Regions from separate parts of the Mus musculus genome. Here region 2 is linked to region 1. Evidence: chromatin loops called from intact Hi-C (ENCODE). Cell type or tissue: heart. All regions are shown on one strand. Links, peaks and the distances in the headings refer to the core of each region. The heading gives the core; the rest is flanking DNA.

Region 1 (4,787 bases), core at 259-4,258:
AGAAAAAAAAAAAAAAATGCCACTCAAACACCCACTTTCTTTCCTCCCTTTTTTTTTTTTTTTTTTTAAGGTGGTGGTGGTCAAGACAAGGCTTCTCTGTGTAGCCCTGGCTGCCCCGAAACTCACTCTGTAGAGCAGGCTGGCCTTGAACTCAGAAATCCTGCCTGTGACTCCTGAGTGCTGGGATTAAGGATTCGTGCCACCACCGCCGGGCAAACACCTACTTTCTTACAGAAATTACTTCCCACAAGAATAAAACAGTGGTGGGAGTCGGGGTGATGGAAATACTCTGGTATAAAAAGAAAGAATCAGTTAACAGTTGAGCAAAAGACATTGTCTAGAGAACAGATACCTCATGCCTCGCTGATGTCTGCCTGAGGATGCTCAGGGCCTCCTTTTAACTAACTACCAGGTGTGTCATGAGTGCTAACACGGTGGACAGCCTCAACTGCCCAAAGCTATTAACTTTTGGATGAGCTAAGCATAGAGAGTAGTTCTAAAGTGACCCTGATAAGGTCAACTATAACCCAGCAGAGAATCCTGAACTTCTAAGAGGTGAAGAAGGCCTCTCACAAACTTCACCAGAGTCAAACACCTTAAAGGAGCAGGCCAGCAAAGTCACACAAGATGAAAGGGCAGATGAGAGAAACGGAGCAGGTGAGGCCTCAGCCCAATAGCACTCAAACAAAAAACAGAAAAATTTCAGCCACCTAGCCTAGCCTTCAGAAAGGAGAAAACTGCCTAAGGGAAGTCACATGGCCAGTTAATGACAGCTCAAACCAGGCTGTCTCAGGACTCAGATACCAGATCCTCACATCCCTGGCCGCCTTAGTTCAGAGGACCCAAGCGTCAGAAGGGATAGCATCTTCGCCATCATCCGGTCTCCCAGCACCGCAAAAAGCAGACTAACAGCTACTACAAATGCCCCAACCCCAAGTAGCCTTCAAAAAGCTAACTTTCTTCCCTGTGCACTTGCCCTCACCCCTTGCGCTGAAAATCAGGAGTTTCCCATCAGACCCGCTTAAAGCCCCTCATCCGGAATGAAGGCCGAGTTCCCATAGGCTACACATCTAATGGGACATCTCCGGCCAAACGATGAAGACAATTCTTCACCTTCAAGTTATCACACTCCAATGTCAATTTCTCGGTCAAGAGCGCAGGCAACAAGGCGACCCCGGACCCCTGCGGGGCAGGCCAGCGTGAAAGGTCGCAAGGTTGGTGCAGCGGCATCTAAAATTACTCCGTGTCGCCTTCCGCAAAGAGGGAAGGAAGCCAGACTGGAAACAGCACCGCCATCCCCCGCCCCTCGGGCTGACCCTGAATCCCCGGGCGCGGGGATGCGGGGCGCACCACCTGGGGAGGGGCGCGCAGCAAGCCACGCAGCACGGCGAGCCCACGGTGGCTGTCCCGGGGGCACCCGGCGGGGCGGCAGTGAGCGCCGGGGACGCACGGCCTGACACTGCAGCCGGGGCCGCCGGGCCGCGCGAGCCGGCGTGGGGGCGCAGGCCGCGCCGCGGGTGGGTGACAGCGCGCGGGGGCCGCGCGGGCCGGCCTCGTGGGCTCGGCGAGCAACCGGGGCTGCCGGCAGGTGCTGCCGCGGACCCGGCGTGGGGCGTGGGGCGCGGCGGCCCGGCTCTCACCTGCCTGCAGCTCGCTGGGCTCGCGTCCCGCCGATCGCACCGCTCGCGCCGCAGTGCCTGCCGCCGCCTTGGGTCCCCGCGGCAGCCGCCTGCAAAATGGCGCCGCGGAGGGGCGGGCCGGGGGCGGGAGCCGCGCAGCCGCCCGCCCCGCGCGCCGGCCCCTCCCCGCCCGACCCCCGGCTCCGCCCGCGCGCCCCGGGGCGCCGAGCCGCAGACCCTTCCCCACACACCTGCTCCGGGGGGGCCGCCTAGGATGCTCGACGCTCGCAGGCTCTCCCCTTCAGAGCCTCCTTTCTACCCTGCAGGACCCCAAGCCCTGCAGTAGCTGTGGGGTGACAGCGAGAGGGGTGCAGTGTACCCGGCTCAGTGGGTAACCCGCTTTAAAGCAATTTCGCGGCGTATCCAATTGGGCCGTCAGGCTTCCGAACTCGCTGGGGAAAGAGAGCCTCCTTGCTTATGCTGACGCGGGAGAAGACACACCAGGCTTGATTTCTCTGGGGCGTGTGTTCTGATAGAGCGGGTTTGGGGGCAACCTGCTATTCTGTATTTCTCAAGTGTACCCCCCAAGGAATGCCTGCTGGATGGGCACTTAGGCTGTGAGTCAAAAGGCCGCGTGTCAATAAACACATAGCACTTAGGCCGGGCAGTCTTGCCCAGGGGGGCATCATTAAAACTGGGTACCACCCCCAGCGGTGCTGAAACTGAAGTGTGGCTTCGAAATTTGCATTTCCAGGAAGTTTCTAGGTGATGCTGCAGGCGGTGGTCTAAGATACTAACTTGTAACTAAACCACGTTCTTACCTCCACCAAAACAAACAAAACCCTAATAATTAGCTCTCTCTTCTGTCTTCCATCTTGAAACCACTGTCTTGGTTGTTTTTCTAACCCAGTAATTCCTTTCATCCCCAAGCAACTCCGGAGAGCCATAAAGAATGGTCGACCACAGCTGACCTCATCTTTAAAAACAAAAAGCAGATTTTATTCCTGAATTGTTTATGTTTGGCAGTCTTGAGGACTGGTAGCACACTGATCAATAGAGGCATGCCGTAACCAGCAAAGACGGGCATTTTATAAAGTAGGCTAGTGCGGACGAGCTGAGAGAATCAATATATAATTCTCTAAGTCTCACACTAAAATAAAACCAGTGAGGCTTAGTGGTGCACACCTGTAATCCCGGCATTTTGCAGGCAGAGGCAGGAAGACGATGAATTTGAAGTCAGCCTGGGCTACTTAGACTCCTGTCTCAAAAAAAAAAAAAAAAAAAAAAAAAACCCTAAAAAACAGTAAGTTGAATTGTAAAATCCAGCATACCCTGGAAGACCATAGGTTAGTATTTCATCTTCACTGAAGATGAAGAAAAGAGATGATTCTGTAACCAGCACCAGAGAAGCACACAACTCTTTCTATGCCAGAGTTTCCAGCCACCCTTAAAAACATAATGTGTGTGTTCTGCTCCACAATATGGAACCTTTTGGAATAGAAGGCCTGTTCCAAGATCAAGAACCCCTGATCTTTTCAGTTCATCTCTTTTCTTCATTTCCCCCCATATATATTGTCTCCCACTCCCTAACTCCCCCTTTATAGTTTTACCTCCAATCCTAAAGCACTACCTCACTCCGGGTTTCCCCCCTCCCTCCCTGGTTTCCTGCATCTCTTCCTCCCCCACCCTCCGCACTCAACAAGCACTATAAAGCACCATCAGTCTCCCGCTTTCTCAGACGTCATCTGTGACCTTCTAAGTGCCAAATCCTTTTGCCTGTTTACAGATCTTTTTTTTTTTTTTTTCCTTCCTTGGCTTAGTAACATTCCATTGACTAACCCCCTCCTGGAGATGTTTTTATGTGATAAAGCCACTCAGCCTTCCTGACTGTCCCACTCTTTTCCACCCAGGTTGGTGATGGAAGGATTTCTCAGGTGTGGGCTTCTAAAGACGTTGGTCCCCTTGATGCCCTTTTCTCCTCAGGCTCCCCATGCTCTCTGCTTCTCACCACCCTCTTCCCCCATTACCTCTCTTTCCAGACCAGTCATTTCTGAACTTCTAGACACACTTCCCAAATGTTTCCAGAAACTATAAATGCCCCATTTGTGTGTGCCCCCCCCCCAGAGTGTACATGTACCGAGTCAAAAACTGTCGATCAAAACTTTCCAAGCATTGGCGAGATTCCTGATTTGATAGTGCCAAGATAATTATTTAGGGCACTTTTGTACTGAATGTATGCAGAGCCTTCCCTGTGTCTCTCTGTCCTTCACAGAACACAATTATTTACATGGTATTTGCATTGCCTTCGGAAGTACAATAGTCTAGAGAGGTTTCTGTAGGTTACAGGCAAACAGTGTATATAAAGATTACCAGACTAGCCTAGCTGAAGCTTTCTGTGCCCTGGGGCCAGGGGTCCTGAAACCAGCCACTCCCCTGCACTGCAGTCATCCCTAGTCTCATCTTTCCTTCACAGAGTGTTCTTTATCTGAGTTCTCTGTTTTTGCTACCCCAAACCCTGAAGTTGTCTTTGACGCTGTGTCCACTCAGTCACCTGCAGTCAGCTTGAACAGGGGAAGTGTTCTGTACCTGCAGATACCGTCTCTTGTTTTTAACTCTCCAACCTCTTAAGAGCTGCCTCCCAAAACCATCTTTGTTATCATCTCAAAACACAACTGACCATTTGACATCCCTTCTGAGAATCCTTTGGGGCCCCTTTGTCTAAATAATGACCCAGCAAAGATAAACAGAATCTAGTCTCTTCCAAAGCATAACATTCAAGACCCTTGACTTTTTAATCTCACGCCCTCCCTTTCTTTCTGGACAAAGTACTACATTTTACCACTGGTGAACAGGAGGTGACATCAAGGGTTTCCCTGACTTCAACTTTTCAAGGCTCTAATGAGGACTGAGTGCGGTCATGCATACAAAAGATTCACTCAGTGCAGTGACACACGGGTGACATTTAATTCTTTGGCCTTTTTCAGACACAGTTTGTTTTATGTAAACGCCAGAGAAAATGTTAGAAATACTCTTGAATTTCTAAGTGTGTATAAGGATGGATTAGCTGCCAGCTACAGTCACTCCTATGTATGAGGGTCACTCTTACAAATAAGCATTTTATCGTCATCAATTCAAAAATGACATGGGCATTTTCTTCTCACTTCCTTT
Region 2 (4,787 bases), core at 479-4,478, 240 kb before region 1:
TCTGGAATGTGTTTAACACAGATGCAGGCTTCTGCCTTAGTGCAGGCTTGAGTCCTCATGTCCCTCTCTCTTTAGCTTTCCGTCTCAAGGCGCCTCTCCTTGGCAGAAAAAATCAGAGGCATAAAGCATACATCAGGGGGAAGCCAGAGTTTTCAGAGGGAGTTTTGTGATGGCCTTTTCAGAGCATTCTTGTCAAGACTAGTTTGCCTCGTTCTCTTTATTAAATGAAAGAAAAATAATGCAGTGTTGCAAATTAGCTTTGGTGATGGCTCCAACCATTGTCAGGTTCACAGTCTCATTCCGCCATTCAAAACAACAAACCCACCACACTCTCTATGCAGTGCCGTAACTCAAAACAGCCACCAAACAGCAGAAAGAGGCTCCCCGACTCCTCTCAGCCTTGCCATAAACTCGCCGGCCACATGCTTATTTTAAATTATGTCGTTTCTCCCAACAATGACCTCCCAAGTGCTTGGTTGACAGGCTTATACCATTATGCCCAGGCTTGCATAGCAACAATAACCAGGTAGGCTATTATTATAACCAGGTAGCTGCCGAGCTTCTGGTTGGTCCTCTTTTGTCTCTAGAAACCTCTCAACCCCCACCCAAAAAAGCTTTCATTGCCACTTCCTAGTGGGTAGAGAGCAGTCAGCCAATAGATATTTGATTCTTTGAGGAAAAAGCTGAGTTTTGATGTCTTTTAATCAAGCCTTTCAGAGTCCCTCTGTGGGGGAGGCCAGGTGGAAGCGGGGTGGGAAGCTGGTCCCTTACCTAAGCTAATCTAGACACCCTCCCACTCCTCCCCTGCCCTCTTGACAGATGCAGTCATCCTGATCACAATGAGTATTCTCTGAGGCAGGAAGGCAAGGCTCTGGAAGATGGTCAATGCCTTCATTAAGAACCCAGAGTAAAGGTCAAGCAGACACCAGCACCGCTGAAATCTAATTTCACTGTAATTGAATCATCTCAGCCAAAGGCTGTATTTTCCAGCCCTCTCATGGCCTCTTCCCCAACAACTGTCAACAACTGTGTGAGCCTACCCATGTATGCGCGCGCTCACACACACACACACACACACACAGGGTGGGGGGACACAAGGATTACACAAGAGTACTTAATAAACAACTATAATTCTCCTGGCTCGGATAGTTCCTTACCACCCTCTCTCCCTGGATCCTAATACTGGATACAAATATTTAATCCAAACCCAATCTTGTGTCTGTTAATGATCTTCAGTGTCTCGCCCTCAGCAAGAGGACAGGATATTATGTTTTCCCTGTGATTTATGACCTCTTCTGTCTCAGTATTGGCAGCAATTTATTTACATGGCTTTGGAGTGTGTTACATGTGTAGTATGGACATGAGGGTGCATGTCAACCTATGTGTAGAGGCCAGAGGTCAATGTCATGTCTTCCCCAATCACTGCCCAGTGGTCCCTGGATTCCAAACTCAGGTCCTCACGCTTGGGAACTGAGCCAGTGCCCCAGCTCCTAACCCTCCCCTGTTTTAAAAAGGTCTCATTATGTTGCCCAGGTCAGCCTTGAACTTGAGAGTCTCCTGACTGCAGGCTTTCACCTGTCCAAGTCAGCAGGCATCTTGAACAAGAACATCATTTCCTTTAAGCTGTTTCAGGCTGTGTTTGGTGGGAGCTGTTAAATGCAGTGCATTTTTTCCTTTGGACACAATAAAAGAAAAAAGTGATTAAATGAGTTGGGTGTGGTGGTGCGAGTCTACAATCCTAGAACTCACGAGATTGAGGGAGAAGCATTGCTTTGAGTTTGAGGTCAGCTTAAATTACTTAGTAGGAACACCAGGCCAAATTGGGCTATGGGATTGTCTCCAAAGATAAAGAAAAAAGGGAAGGAGAGAAAAGAAAAAGAAAGGAAAGAAGGGGAAAAGAAGGAATCAGCAGAGAATAAATAAGTCAACATGCAATGGCCAATATACTTTCTAGGCCTCTAATTCTTTTATAGTTTGTGGGAAAATGTCGAAAATCTTCGTTACCAATTTCTTGTTACCAAAGTTCAACGATGGCTTCCTCGCTCCGTTAGGTAACCTTTCATTTTCTCAACTACCCATTATGTAACGGGAGCATTGGGTACTGGATCAGTCTTCCATTAAAGATGATTTTTATAGTTGCTGAGCGTCGTCAGGGAGTGCTGACACTGGGGGCGGTTTAAACAGATACAAGCATTTAAGCCAGTCCGGAGCGGTGACTCATTCCCCCACCCCCCACCCCCCCGCGAGAGACGCGGCGCGGCCATTGGTGAGCATCACGCCCCGCCCCTCGCCCAGCCTAGCTCCCGCCTGCCCCGCCCCTTTCCACTCCCGGCTCCCCCGCGTTGTCGGATCAGCAGACCGATTCTGGGCGCTGCGTCGCATCGGTGGCAGGTAAGCGGGCTGCTGAAGCCAGGCCTTGGCGAGCACTCAGCCTTCCGTCGTCAAGCTCGGCTCACTGCGCCTCTCGGGGCCTTGAGGCCACGGGGACTAGGACTGGGACTGGGACTGGGGCTGAGTCTGGCTGGGAGGTGACTGTACACCCCCTGCTGCGCGACTCCTGGAGGAACCGAATCCCAGGGCAGCCAGGCCGGGAGCCAGCCTTTCCTTCCCGAGCCAGATTCACAGCTCAGCATCGCTGGGGATGGGGGTGGCATCTTTTGACTGTCCTTGGCTGTTTTCTTCTCTCTTTGTAGTAGCTACAGCGAACATAATTTTACCTCGTTATTCCACCACAGTCATTACTCCCTTGCACAGTTTCATTCTCAACGTCGCCGTGCGCCTTCACTGCCCTGTCTAGGCGTTTTCATGATTGTCTATTTTCTTGTACTTTGAATACCGTGGTTTAATAGCAGTTGCGGGTGCGCAGAATTCTCCATTTCCTTAAGAGAAACTCCTGGGAGAATGGGACTAAAGACGTGCAAATTTAATTATATCGCAAACAGGAATCAAAATTTTGCATTAAAATGCCAAACATCTTGAAAAATTAACTATTCAATGAAGAAAAGGAACTACTTTACCTACACACACATCCGAGAGCTTCGAGGAGGCGAAGGAAATAGAAAGCTAAGGGATGATTTGGGTTGTATTTGAATCTGACACAAGCTTTCCATATTATTTATAGCAGGGACTAAACGATGAGTCATTTTCTGAATAAGATGCAAATTAAAGCAAGTTTGTTTGTTGTCTTTACATCTATTAAATAGACAGAGACAATGGCAACAGCAACCCTAACCTAGAGGTTGCCTGAAAGTGTCAGGTTTGGGAACAAGTGGCCCTGCTTAAGGGCTAGAAAGATTGCTTTACAACCAACAATCATGACTTGACATTGCCTGGGGTTCCTTTTGTCTATTCCTTTTTTAAAAGACTAGTGTTTATTTTATGTGCATGAGTGTTTTGCATCCACATTCGCCTGTATACACACCTGGTTCTGTGGAGGTCAGGAGAGGGTGCTGGATGCCCTGGCACTAGAGCCGTGAATGGTTATGTGAGCCCCTGCCACAGGGGAGCTCAGAACCAAATCCAGGTCCTCTGGAAGAGCAACCAGAGCTCTTAAAACTTCTAAGTATCCCTCCATCCCCTTTCCATCATATTTGGAAAGGAGAAAACTGCTACCCATGCCTGGCATTTATTTCAGAGATTAACTGTCTGTGTAAAACTTGACATTGAAAGTGCACTATTCTGTTTCCCATTCATACTTAGTTGAGACTACTGTAAGTCAGTTAGGGCTTTTTTTGTTTGGTTCCTTGGTTAGTTTGGAGTGTGTTTGTGAGCTCATTAACAGGCTTTCAGTATGTAGCTGAAATTTGCTGTGTAGACCAGACAGGCCTCAAATTTGTGGCAATCCTCCCTGCATCTTCCCAGAATGCCCTGGTACAGGCATAAACCACCGTGCCCAGCAGTAAAACAATCTGGTGAGGTATTATTAGTCGTGTGCTGTGACCCAGAAACCCCACTCCTGGCAATTTACTGGGAAGGAACAAACAAAGGGCTAGGGGAGCCATATGGCCTGCAGTTAGAGAAAATTAGATCCAACTGAAAAATCAACCTAAAGGTGTAAAAGCCAAGCAGTTAAGAAACTGACAGGCTCATGATGGAAGCCGAGGCCATCGTGAACACTCTTCATTTTAGGCCCCACGTATCACTGGGGACAACTGAGAGTCAAAGTACAGGTAAGGAGACCAAGGCTTTTCAGGACTCAGGCTGTCTCAGTGAAAAGCCCAGAAGAGCAGTAATTGAAAGAGCTCAGACGATGTGTCTGATCTCCTCTGTTTGTTTGTTGCTGTATTATTTCCACTAACTTATTTGGGAGGAAAAAAAACAGTTCACAGGCTTCTTTTCTTGAAATACTGGGGATTGCTGGGATCGAACCCAGGGATAGGTTTTTAGTTTCTAAAATAACATAGATCATGCCCTGTTTGCTTTTTGGAATATGTTTGCGCTGCCCTTATTTTCATGTTCAAATACTGCTCCATTTTGCGTGACTCTTTAGTATTGGTTTGATGATTTGCATATTAGATTAGATTGTATTTCAGTTCTCAGACTTATTTATCAATTCTAGTTTTCTCTTTTTGTTGTTTTAAAGGACTCCTGAGTATATTTCAGAACTGAACCATTTCAACCGAGCTGAAGCATTCTGCCTTCCTAGTGGTACCAGTCCAATTTAGGAGAGCCAAGCAGACTGTGAGTGCCCTGTGAATCATGATGGTCTTGGGGAGGGTTGGGAGGGGAACTGAAAAATCATCAACTGGGGAGATGGGGGCCAGAAAACCTCCGTGCTTGTTCCAGAG

What was found. Hi-C counts contacts between places; a loop is a spot of excess contacts. Peaks named below come from ENCODE experiments on the same cell type or tissue, not always from the same donor. Only the 100,000 strongest peaks of a DNase experiment are listed, where the experiment ranks them.
Region 2: it touches region 1 in a loop (4-fold over the local background); 1 of 42 quality-filtered maps calls a loop at or near these places.

What each region holds. Positions count from the first base shown.
Region 1 is chr2:132,143,372-132,148,158 of GRCm38, forward strand. It overlaps Slc23a2 (solute carrier family 23 (nucleobase transporters), member 2), which reads right to left and starts at 1,737. Exons shown (of 16, transcript NM_018824.2): 1 at 1,641-1,737. It overlaps Gm14051 (a long non-coding RNA gene), which reads left to right and starts at 208. Exons shown (of 3, transcript XR_866753.3): 1 at 208-1,214. In heart, for the core only: no CTCF peak of the experiment used is centred there; DNase peaks (open chromatin) are centred at 970, 1,340 and 1,980; H3K4me3 peaks cover 2,449 bases; H3K27ac peaks cover 2,189 bases.
Region 2 is chr2:131,907,613-131,912,399 of GRCm38, forward strand. It overlaps Prn (prion protein readthrough transcript), which reads left to right and starts at 2,316. Exons shown (of 5, transcript NM_001278259.1): 1 at 2,316-2,391; 2 at 4,583-4,680. It overlaps Prnp (prion protein), which reads left to right and starts at 2,316. Exons shown (of 3, transcript NM_011170.3): 1 at 2,316-2,391; 2 at 4,583-4,680. In heart, for the core only: no CTCF peak of the experiment used is centred there; DNase peaks (open chromatin) are centred at 1,029 and 2,329; H3K4me3 peaks cover 1,768 bases; H3K27ac peaks cover 1,529 bases.